2 separate regions of the Homo sapiens genome follow, and region 2 is linked to region 1. Evidence: chromatin contacts called from ENCODE Hi-C or POLR2A ChIA-PET data. All regions are on one chromosome and are shown on one strand. The core of a region is the stretch at or near the end of the contact, and the rest is flanking DNA. Distances in the headings are between cores, read along the strand shown. Region 1 overlaps OPN3 (opsin 3). Region 2 overlaps WDR64 (WD repeat domain 64).

Evidence for each region. A loop is a pair of places that touch in the nucleus more often than their neighbours do. ChIA-PET counts read pairs that join two places held with the same protein, here RNA polymerase II (POLR2A). Pooled maps may share reads with other maps.
Region 2: a pooled map shows a loop between it and region 1 (2.0-fold over the local background). The contact joins two enhancer-like sites. A Hi-C loop is called at or near these places in 4 of 168 maps with a recorded cell type or tissue (CD4-positive, alpha-beta T cell, CD8-positive, alpha-beta T cell, MCF 10A and 1 more), 1 of 37 single-sample maps with no recorded cell type and 8 of 50 pooled maps. POLR2A ChIA-PET finds 5 or more read pairs at or near these places in 3 of 52 experiments (BJ, K562 and MCF 10A).

Annotation. Positions count from the first base shown.
Region 1 is chr1:241,625,363-241,630,504 of GRCh38, reverse strand. All of the region lies in intron 1 of OPN3 (opsin 3), which reads left to right. CHML (CHM like Rab escort protein) reads left to right here. Exons shown (of 2, transcript NM_001381853.1): 2 at 1-1,654. Among named protein-coding and RNA genes, the nearest start is that of CHML, 12 kb to the left of the region's middle. Within about 2 kb of position 2,569, at least 7 of the 41 ENCODE cell types and tissues checked have a DNase peak (open chromatin) inside an H3K27ac peak, as active enhancers do.
Region 2 is chr1:241,747,110-241,752,251 of GRCh38, reverse strand. It overlaps WDR64 (WD repeat domain 64), which reads right to left. Exons shown (of 28, transcript NM_001367482.1): 14 at 2,530-2,705. Among named protein-coding and RNA genes, the nearest start is that of WDR64, 97 kb to the right of the region's middle. Within about 2 kb of position 2,619, at least 4 of the 41 ENCODE cell types and tissues checked have a DNase peak (open chromatin) inside an H3K27ac peak, as active enhancers do.

The DNA.
Region 1 (5,142 bases), core at 1,320-3,819:
AACAAAGACTAATTCAAGAAGTTGCAGGATACACAATTTTTAAAAATCTCATTTCTACATCTTAGCAGTGACAAACTGCAATTTAAAAAGTGTGTTTGGTTATTAATATATATGAGACTTTTAAAGAAAGTTATATAACTACATAGAGATAAATTAAGAAAGATGCCTAAATAGAAGCAAGTTTAAAGAGCTATATTTTTAAACATGAACAAACTCCCATGGGAGCCATGCCAGTGTAGTGGAAAAGTAGTACATGGGGAGATGGGGAGTTTTTTTGAAAACCAGAATTACAGTTCTCATTTCACTACTTACCAGTTGTATACTCTTGGGAAAGTCACTCCTAGTATCTATTTCACCATCTACAGAAGAGAAATACTTCACAGAATTATTGTGGGGATTAAGTTAGATAATGTGTTTTAAAATATAAAGCTACATCCAAAGAAATGCCAATATGTGACATTAGTATGAAATTTACTACAGTTCCATTTAACATTCCAACTGGTTGCTGTGTGGAATATGGCATAATTGTAATAAATTATTTAGGAAAGCAAGCAAAGATGTAAGTTTTTTTAATTTAGGGGGAAAAAATGGGAGCCTTGCTCTCCAAATCCTTAAAACATGCTATTAAGCAACCTTTCTGAATATTCTGTGGTGCCAAGTAGAAAGTTTAACTGAAATTAATAAGCCAATGGAAAGAAAGAAATATTAATAACTGCTGGTGGAAAGACTAGCTAGATGTCAGTGTGGAAAGATTAGATCCACTTTACATGTGATATTCCAAATGAATTAAAATGTTAAGTATAAAAAGAAAAATACTACAAGTCTCACACCAATAGTGGTATAAAGGAACTTCATGGCAATTGGCAAGGTAGATCAACTAAGAGAAAAAGTTTTAAATGTGTAGTAAATAGGAAAAAGACAAAACAAGATGGAATTTAAAAGAAGCTATTTGCATTACACATGGATGCACTCAGTTTTTGTAAAACTATATGCATATCCATAAGGGTTTGTACTCTTAGGCAAATTTATAAAGCGATCGTGTATAAATGATATAAAAAATCAATTTGAATGGTATTCAAATTTCCTAATATTAAAAATGCAACTTTGACTTAGTTCATGCTATTGTATTAGCAAAACTGTTTTAATTGCATGTGTCCTTATAGCAGCAGCATTGTGTATTAGTAGCCTTTTAAGAGAACTGTGTAGAAGACTATAAAAAGGGCTTTATAACTGATCTTTTGACATACTCACTTTGAGTGGCATATGCCCAGGAAAATATTTAAAAGAAAGAAAAGCTATTTGTACAAAGTTTTCTAGCAGTTCCACTCAGATAACTTTAAGGGGGAAAAAAGCCCAACGATTGGAAATGGTTAAGTAAATTTTGGTGTATTGCTAGTGCTATCACAGAATGTTATATAGCCATTCAATAATATTGATATATGTCAAATTGTATGCAAAAAAGTGAGATTCAAAAATGTTAATAAGAACATAAATTGTGTTTACTGATACATGTGAAAATTTAGGTCTACATTGAAAAGAATCAGAAGATAACATGTAATTCAGTTTAACATTAGGGGTTCTTTATTTTTCTTCTGTTAAATATTGATGTATGCAATAAAAAATAAAAGATTAATTGGTAAAGTGGTTTACTGAACTGGTGAGAAAATTACTGATTTCTTAGAAGTTTCTAAAATTCTATTTTAAATTAAAATATACATTTCTAGGTGTTAAAGTCAAAAAAGATCATCTTCAGATATGTGTGGCAGAAAGTTTTACAAATCTTGGTGGGGAGGAATTCTTGGTCAAGATGGACTTCATAATTTATTTTTTCTTAGTTGATCACCATTAAGGAATAGTAATAGAAATATTAGTAATACATTCTAGGACATCAGCATGAAGACGTCATATACTAATTAAAGTATGCCCCTAAATGCAAACATGTCACTTGGGAATCTTAAAAACCGTGGAGATGAAAGTTGGATTCATAGATGTGACCGAACCTGGTTTGCAGAGAGACCTGTGCGAAGGCCAGATCTTGGGGGACTGAGGATGCGACAGACCCTTTCTTCCAGTCAGCGTGAGAGATCCAAATCAAGGTGATTTAATTTAATAAGCATCCATTGAACACCTACTGTGGGTTATGAATTGGCATTATTCTGGGAAATTAGAGATACAAAAATAAGTGCTCTGTACCTGACAAACATTCTGTTGGAATGTTTTCCTTAAGGTAAGGTACCTTTTACCTTAATGAGCATTTAAAACATTTTTTACCCGTCTCACTCCCCACTGTAACTAGCACTTCCTGTTTCCTGGCAAAAGAAAAAACAAAACAGAAGTCTCTGCCTTGTGCACGGCATCCCTTTTAAAAGGTGCCAAAACTCACTACACAGTTGAAAACAGGTGGCTTAAAGGTTAAAAGCCGAATCGTTTAACACTCTCCGAAGTCTATTTCGGATGACATTCAGTGAGTTAAGTTTTTCACATTAATCAGAAACTTTTTCTTTTGCCTGGGGAAGGAGCCAAGAGGAGCTCTAGGGGATTGGGTCTAGAAGCCCAGGACATCAAGGGCTTAGGGAGAGGAAGTATAAAGAAATTCGATCATAAAGTTTCAATACCAAGAAATTCTGATTAAGATTAATTTTATTTGCCTTCATCTTGATGGATCAAGTGAAAGTCATGCTCCTGTTGCGTAAAGGTGGCTGCTTCCTCTGAAAATTTTCAGATTTTTATTTTAGTATTTTTACCTTCATTATAAAGAGGTATTTGTAGTGTAGTTCATTTCCTTTTAACCAGCAACCAAATGTATTCACATTTCAACAGCAGGGGGCACAGTACTTCCAGCTTTCTGTAAGGCACGAACAGTACAAAAGCTGAGTGATTCACCTGAAAGAATTTGGCTATAACAAAAATATATGACAACAGTTCTGCTCCAGCACTTGTAGGAATACTTTTCTCTTGACAACTACATTTTCTTATGTGATCCTCAGGACAACTGTGTAAGGTAAGAAAGGGCAGGTATTTATACCAGTTTCTTTGTAGATAAAACCTGGAGGAGTTAAGTGACTTGCCTGGACTCTCCTACTTTGTATTGAGACCCATTAATGAGAAATGAAATGCTACTGTTTCGCTTTGCTTGCATCTCAAGAGTGATTTATTACATGTAAGAATATGTAACACATAAAGCACTATTTAAAAAGTGGTGGCTTCTGGAACTTTAGATTGGCTTTTCAACAAATAGCGAAATAATCCTATAAATTACAGTTTTTATAATTATAATAAAATGGGCCAACTCCGATTGAAAGAGAAGGGAGTTAAGTTCACTCCTGAAATCAGAAAAACGATCTCTTTATTCTGATATGTCGAGCTTAAAATCTTTATATATAATACCTTCATTGGTCCCTGCTGATGTCCTATGATTCTTGGCATTTGCTTGTTGCTAAATATATATTTAATTCTAATACACTCTGGACAACTATTTAATATTAAGGCATACACATCAGAGGAATGACTGGATTCAGAGGTGCAGGGTTGACAAAGTGTAGCAGGAAGATGAATACCTGATTATAATTCAGTCAGAATGAGATACATATTTAGGCATTTTATAGTTTAATCCTTGAGGATACTAGTACAGTGTGTTTTATGCCATTTCTTTTTATTATACATCATATAATTAAAGCCCTTGAGTTCTCTATTGCTGCTCATTTGAGACTCTTACTTGTTCCGTATTCATCTCTGACATAAAAGTAAATATTACCCAGTATGGGGAAACTTTATTTTTTATCATTACTATAAGTTAATTTTACTATATTTGTAAGTTAAGTTTACAGTTAAAGCTTGTGTAACCATTGCAGTATTTTACCAGCTTTAAAGGAAAAATTTGGGGGAATGTATGGCTGAGGAGGTGCTTGGAGTCTTGTTTTTAGGCAATTAATAATACAGTTAATTTCCTAAAATGATTTAAGTGAAGTATTATGGAGAAATGAGCTGTACATTGTTCTGTTCTCATTTTATAAATACATAACATTGGTAATGACCCCTGCTGTTGAAACATAAGTACCAACCAGATAGAAAAGTAAAAAGCAAAAGATGAGAATTGCACTGGAAATAGTTTGTCAGGAGATTGTAATCTCCTTTCAAACAAAGACTATGTGTATGGTACCTCTGCATTCCCTGGAATTGCTTACATTTCACAGGTACCCCCCCGCAACGATTTGCTAATTGAAAGACCAGCTAGCAGTTTCCAGTGGCTCTTTTCTTCCATGTCATCCTCTTGCCTTCACACTGTTCTAGGTTCCAACCTGAGGAACAGAGGACCACTAGGACCCATCTCTGGTAAAATATATCGCAATCATAGTCCTGGCTTCTTGTATTATTAGTACAGATCATTAGTTTTAGGGTAAGCCTATATGAGTCAATAAAGCTACTTAAAAATAGTACACATTTAGATATAAGAGGTTCCATCTAAATAATTTTGCTAATTTTCTCCCATTAAGGCAGTGATTTTTAAACCAGAGTGTTTGGCCTTTTATTGGCAAAGTCTGGAGACATTCTGGTTTTCACATCTGGGAATCAGATGCTACTGTCATTCAGTGGGTAGAGGGCTGGGGTGTTGTTCAACATTCTGCAATGCAGGTCAGCTCCCTCATAACAAAGAATTATCCAGCCCCAAATATCGATAAGCGCCAAGTTGAGAAAAACTGCACTAGAGCAAGTGTTGAATATTCATAAGGAGTCTGCTTTCTTCCTCAGGTTTTCTGACCCCTATCAGTGCTTCTTCAACAGGGTCATTGTTGATAGGAACTGCTGTCTTTGCTGCTCCCATATAGATCCCCCAGTTCCCCGCTACCTTCCCTCGCCAATCTTCACAGTGGCTTCCTTCTGGTGGTTTATTATAACACAGATTCCAAAACAAAAGTTTTGAATATGAGAGAATATTTTTCATCCTGCCCCAGTTTGGTATAGGTTTGAAATTTGCAATTTTTGGTATTTTTAAAATAATTTTATCCAGAAATACCGTTCCTCTGCAAAGCAATTATATTAATAGAAATGAGAGGTAATCTTTCTATGCATGGCAACTACCTCAAAATCAATGTAAAAACATTTTAGCATACTGTTTTTGGAAGGGGTGCTATTCACTTGACA
Region 2 (5,142 bases), core at 1,370-3,869, 120 kb before region 1:
GAAATCTTTTATGTTATATTGGAATTGGCTGGTAGGTCTTTAGGAATTGATTAGGAAAACAGCAGTTCATATAATGCTAAGAGCATTATTATGTTAATTGCTTCATAAAGAAAGATCATTTACTTTAAAGGACACAGAAATACAGCTATATGAGTAGATTCATAAAGCACTGTGGTTAAAAGGAAGGGAAGTAAGTGGGTCTTTAGAATTTGAATGATTTTGGGGTCAATTAATCATCTTCCTGGAACCCCCATAGTGCTTTGTTTATCATGTTAGAACAGTAATCTCTCACCAACCTATGGTTTTGTCAACAATGGCTTGGGGGCAAATTTTTCTCAAATTTGCCAAAGGTTTCATATAGGCAGAATGCAATTCTATCCCCTTAAAACTGAGATTATGAGAAGAATTGTTGTTTTCTTCTCTTGTTTTCTATGAAGTTGTATTAATAGACCAGTCAATTTACGGTCTGCCCTCTTGTTACGTGGCTAGGAAATCATGCCCAGAATATTCAGCACAGTGATGATTTGTGCCCAGAGCGGGCAGTTGCACAAGGGTTTTTCTGAGACTTGAGAAAATAAAACCAAGAACAGAAGCATAAGAGAGATATTATATTTAAGCCGTTAAGGACTGTCTGAACACATTTAAAAGTACATGATACTTTGGAGACCCTTCTCAGCTCATAATGCATCAGCGATGTTTCCTGAATAACTGAATGTGATCACTGAAGCAGGTTTTGGCTTTTTGGTTTTGTGGAGCCGGGATGGGGGTGTTTGTTTTTTTGTTTTTGTTTTTGTTTTTAAGGCAGCTGGGAATCTAGGAAGATAGAGAGATAGAGGTTGGGTTTATCTTTCCTCCATTCCACTCTCAGCTCCAACTTCCACCTGCCCACCTTCCAGTTTCTGGGCAAACAGAGAAATGGGGTTTGGAATTTAGGGAAAGAAATTTATTATAAAGCTTGTTCCCTTTTTAGTTGGAAAAAAAATGGCCTGGCTACCAGATTAGTCTGACAACCATCCCACCATACAAGCTTCTGAGACACTTTGTGAAAGCACTCACAACACTTGTAGTAGGTGGATCACTGCCCCCTTATTAAATTATGCATTTCATGGTGAAAGGGAATATCCTTCTGGAACATGGCAAATATTTGGTAACTGGTCATTGAAAAAAATGAATGAATGAAAGTATTCTAGAAAATAAGTATGTAAATCAAATTATTTTATTTCAAATAGGCAGATATAATAATAAAGTAAATAATAGTAATACACTAATAATAATAAGTAAATAAGGATACTTTCAACATTATATTATAAAGCTGCCCGCTCCAACATTAATAAAAGTTCTCCAAATACCCCTCATAAATGTACTATTGTCTACTTTAGAAGAGGTTCTTTCTCTATTTATTTTTAAAATTATTTTAATCCTTAATGAGCACCTACTCTGGGCATGGCCAAGAATACAAATATAAATAAGAGAGGTTTTCAGTTCCTACCAAGATCAATCTGCAGGTTCTAAATGCAGAACCAGAATAATCAATGTGAAAAATGCTACAGTAGAACTAAAAACAATTTTGGTGAGTGAATAGTTCCATGCTACTTTTTGCAGCCCTTAAAAAAGGAGCATTTGTGACAACAGACATTGTCTGGTAGGAAGGGCATCCTGATGAACAATGGCACTTTGTAAAGCAAAAGTCAACATTTCGTTCATTGTAGAGTGTATTATTACTAAGAAATTCCTTTCTACAGTGCCATTTTGGATTACTCAGACAAGAGAAGAGTATATTACATCAGGCAGGTTTTTCACTCCTTTTTCCCCATTCTTAGGTCATCAGTTATCTTAAGCTGGTGCTTCATGATTGCTGTGCTATACAAGACTTTTCTTTTCTGATCTTAGCTTTCAAAAGGGTAAAGGCAATGAGTTCTTGAGTTCGAGGTGATGGGGTGAGATCCGCTCAATAGCCAGGATAAATGATCTAGTCTTCATTATAAATTTGAAGAGGGCATTAGCATTCCCAGGTGGTAATAGAGTCATAGGAAAAATAAATTAGCCTACCTCAATCCTCCCCAAACAGCCCTGAGCAGATTGCGTCATTAACCTTAAAATAAACAAAGCGATTTTGGTGACAAACTGGAAAAGTGACTTGAGCATTCCTGAATGCATTATGGGTTATAAGGGACAGAGCCTGCTGGAAAGCAGTTCTGCCAGTGAATTATTCCCATATGAGCGTATAAAGCATGTCAGAGGTGGCAGCTGAGTATAAATTTAGCCTTCCTGACACCTGCCTTAGGAGACCCTGACTAACCCTTCAGCGGAAGCTTGATGGGCAGCATGCCGTGGCTGGGCAGCGATTGTTTTTTGCTCTTTGCCTAAACCTGGGCAAAGTTAATGAGGAGCATCACGGGAAGGCTGAGGATAAATACCATCTTCAGCTGGCTACCAAGAGCGGGGTTACATGGTGGGGATTATCCACTGACTCATTTGATTTTCCCAAAAAGGGCACCTGCAGTACGAGTATGAAGTGGGATTGTAAACCTGGATCATTTTGATAGTCCCGTTGCGCTCCAAGGCCAGGACCAGCTGCTGGTGTTTTTCTTGGGCTTTGAGGAAAATGAGGCGTCGTAGGCAGTGCTCGTCCTCCTTCCAGTCTTTCCCCTCCGGCAACACCTTCATCTCCTGCCCACTGCCAAAGTCCCAGATTCTGACTGTTCCTGAGCATACAGAGAAAAAGACTATGTGGGTAAAAATGACTTAGAGAAAGCTTGGCTTTTCGCTCAGAGAAAATTCATCCGATCGAAAGCTTTCTGCCAACAATTTATCCTATATTTATTCCCTACTCAGATGGGTGAGTCTTCCCAGGCTTGCTGTGCATGAAATTTATTCCTTTATGCCTTGATTTGTCACAGGCTGAAAAAAATAAATAAATAAACAGGACCAGGCAACGCCTTGAAATCTACCCTCAGGCTCTCCTACTAAGCTTTTGCTCTAAAGTGAGTCTCTTCTGTTGTTATTCTCCCAACGCTTCTCAGTGTGCTAAACACCCAGTCCCGAACATGGGAATATTCGCTACCATGCCACGACTATTATTCACAGTGAAAGATCATTCCAGTAATCTGTCACATTTCCTAATGTGCTGACATGTTTTAGGACTTTAGCTCTTATTAGATAATAAAAAGTTGGAGGGAATCCCAGCCGGTAAGAAACTGCCAAGCTTGGAGTGGTTTTGTTGGTTACGTGGGAGGAAAGTGAAAGAAAAGTGTCGAGTGTTTTTCTTTTCTTTTCTTTTCTTTTTCTTTCTTTCTTTCTTTTTTTTTTTTTTAAGACAAGAGTCTCACTCTGTCACCCAGGCTGGAGTGCAGTGGCGATCTCGGCTCACTGCAAGCTCCGCCTCCTGGGTTCACACCATTCTCCTGCCTCAGCCTCCAGAGTAGCTGGGACTGCAGGCGCCCACCACCACACCCGGCTAATTTTTCTGTATTTCCAGTAGATACGAGGTTTCACCATGTTAGCCAGGATGGTCTCGATCTCCTGACCTCATGATCTGCCCTCCTCGGCCTCCCAAAGTGCTGGGATTACAGGCAGGAGCCACCGTGCCCGGCCAAGTGTTTTTCTTACACTTAAAATTATACTTTCTGTTTGAAACCTAAACCTCAACGTGATGGTGTTTGGAGATCATTAGGTCATGGGGGTAGAACCCTCATGAATGGGATTAGTGCCTTTATAAAAAAGGCCCCAAATTGAGATCTGCTGTGGCTCAGACAAAAAAAGAAAAGTAAGTAACAAAATGGGCCCCAAGGATCTGCCTTGCCCCTTTGTCATGTGAGAACACAATGAGAAGGCACCATCTATAAACCAGGAGGCGGGCCCTTGCCAGACACCAGATCTGCCAGCGCCTTGATCTCGAACTTCCCAGCCTCCGGAACTGAGAGAAATCAATTTCTGTTGTTGAAAAACCCCCAGTCCTCCTGCCCTGAGTGGTAAGGCATGTCAAATGGTCTGAGCCCAGGAGGTTTTCCTATCTCCCCTCAAGAGGTAGAGAAGAATTTGCTCAGCTTTTTCTCCCTTACAATAGGTCTTCATCTACAGTATCAGCAGGAGGGTTTGCTGCCCTTCCCTCAGTGGCTTAGGCTTTTGCTTTGTCGGTAAGACGGATGCTGGTGGGACTTTCTGTGGCTCCACAGTGTTGGCTGTTCCTCTCCCCAACATCTGCACCATGAGGGAGGCCAGCACTGTGTGACATGTGACGAGCTCTGTGAGGAGCATGGGAATGGACGCACAGTCCCTTTGTGTTTCTGGCTTTTAGAAGCGCTGTACTCTCATGCTATCCTACACTCAGATCTCAGCAATTCTTACAAATTTGACTACATTCTCACCCACCTGAATGCCAGCCCAATTTCCTTCTCATCACTGCCCTAGGTAAGACAGTAATTGTGTCCTGCCTTCCGCGGAAGTGCCTGTCTTTCCCAGGAAGTCTTTCCTTCCTGTGTCTTTCCTTCGATTTCAGGCTATTTGCCTGCAACATCGATTCTCGCATAGGTTCAAGAAAAGTTCTGATTTCATAGATCAGCTTGCTTTTTTTCTAGATGTCAGTATGGGCCCAACACTCTTTCCATCTTATTACATACCAAGGAGACACTGTCAGCTCCAATTCTGATAGTGCTTAAAGCATTTTAATTAATCTGATACACGACATTTGAGACCTCAACTAATGTACAAATTTAAAGATTTGTATCAGTGTTTCAGTGTTTGGCAAAATTTGTTAACTTTCTACATTATTTTGAACTTTGAAAAATAAAAAGAAACAGAAAGTTGCAAAAATAGTAGAGTCCTGTGTACCTTTTCCCAACTTCCCCCATTGCTTACAGCCCATGTGACTACGGTATAATCCTAAAACAAGCAAATTGACATTAGAAAATCCCATTAACTAGACTACAGACCTTGTCCAGATTTTACCAGTTTTTTACGTGCACTCGTGTGTGTATGCGTTTAGTTCTTCACAATTTTACCGTATGTATAAATTTGCACAACCAATATACAGAAATGTTCCATCAATCCACAGGAACTTCCTTGTGCTAACCTTCATAGTCACCACCACCCCCGCCGTCACTATTTGGTAATCACTAAGCTGTTCTGTTTTACTTATCTAAA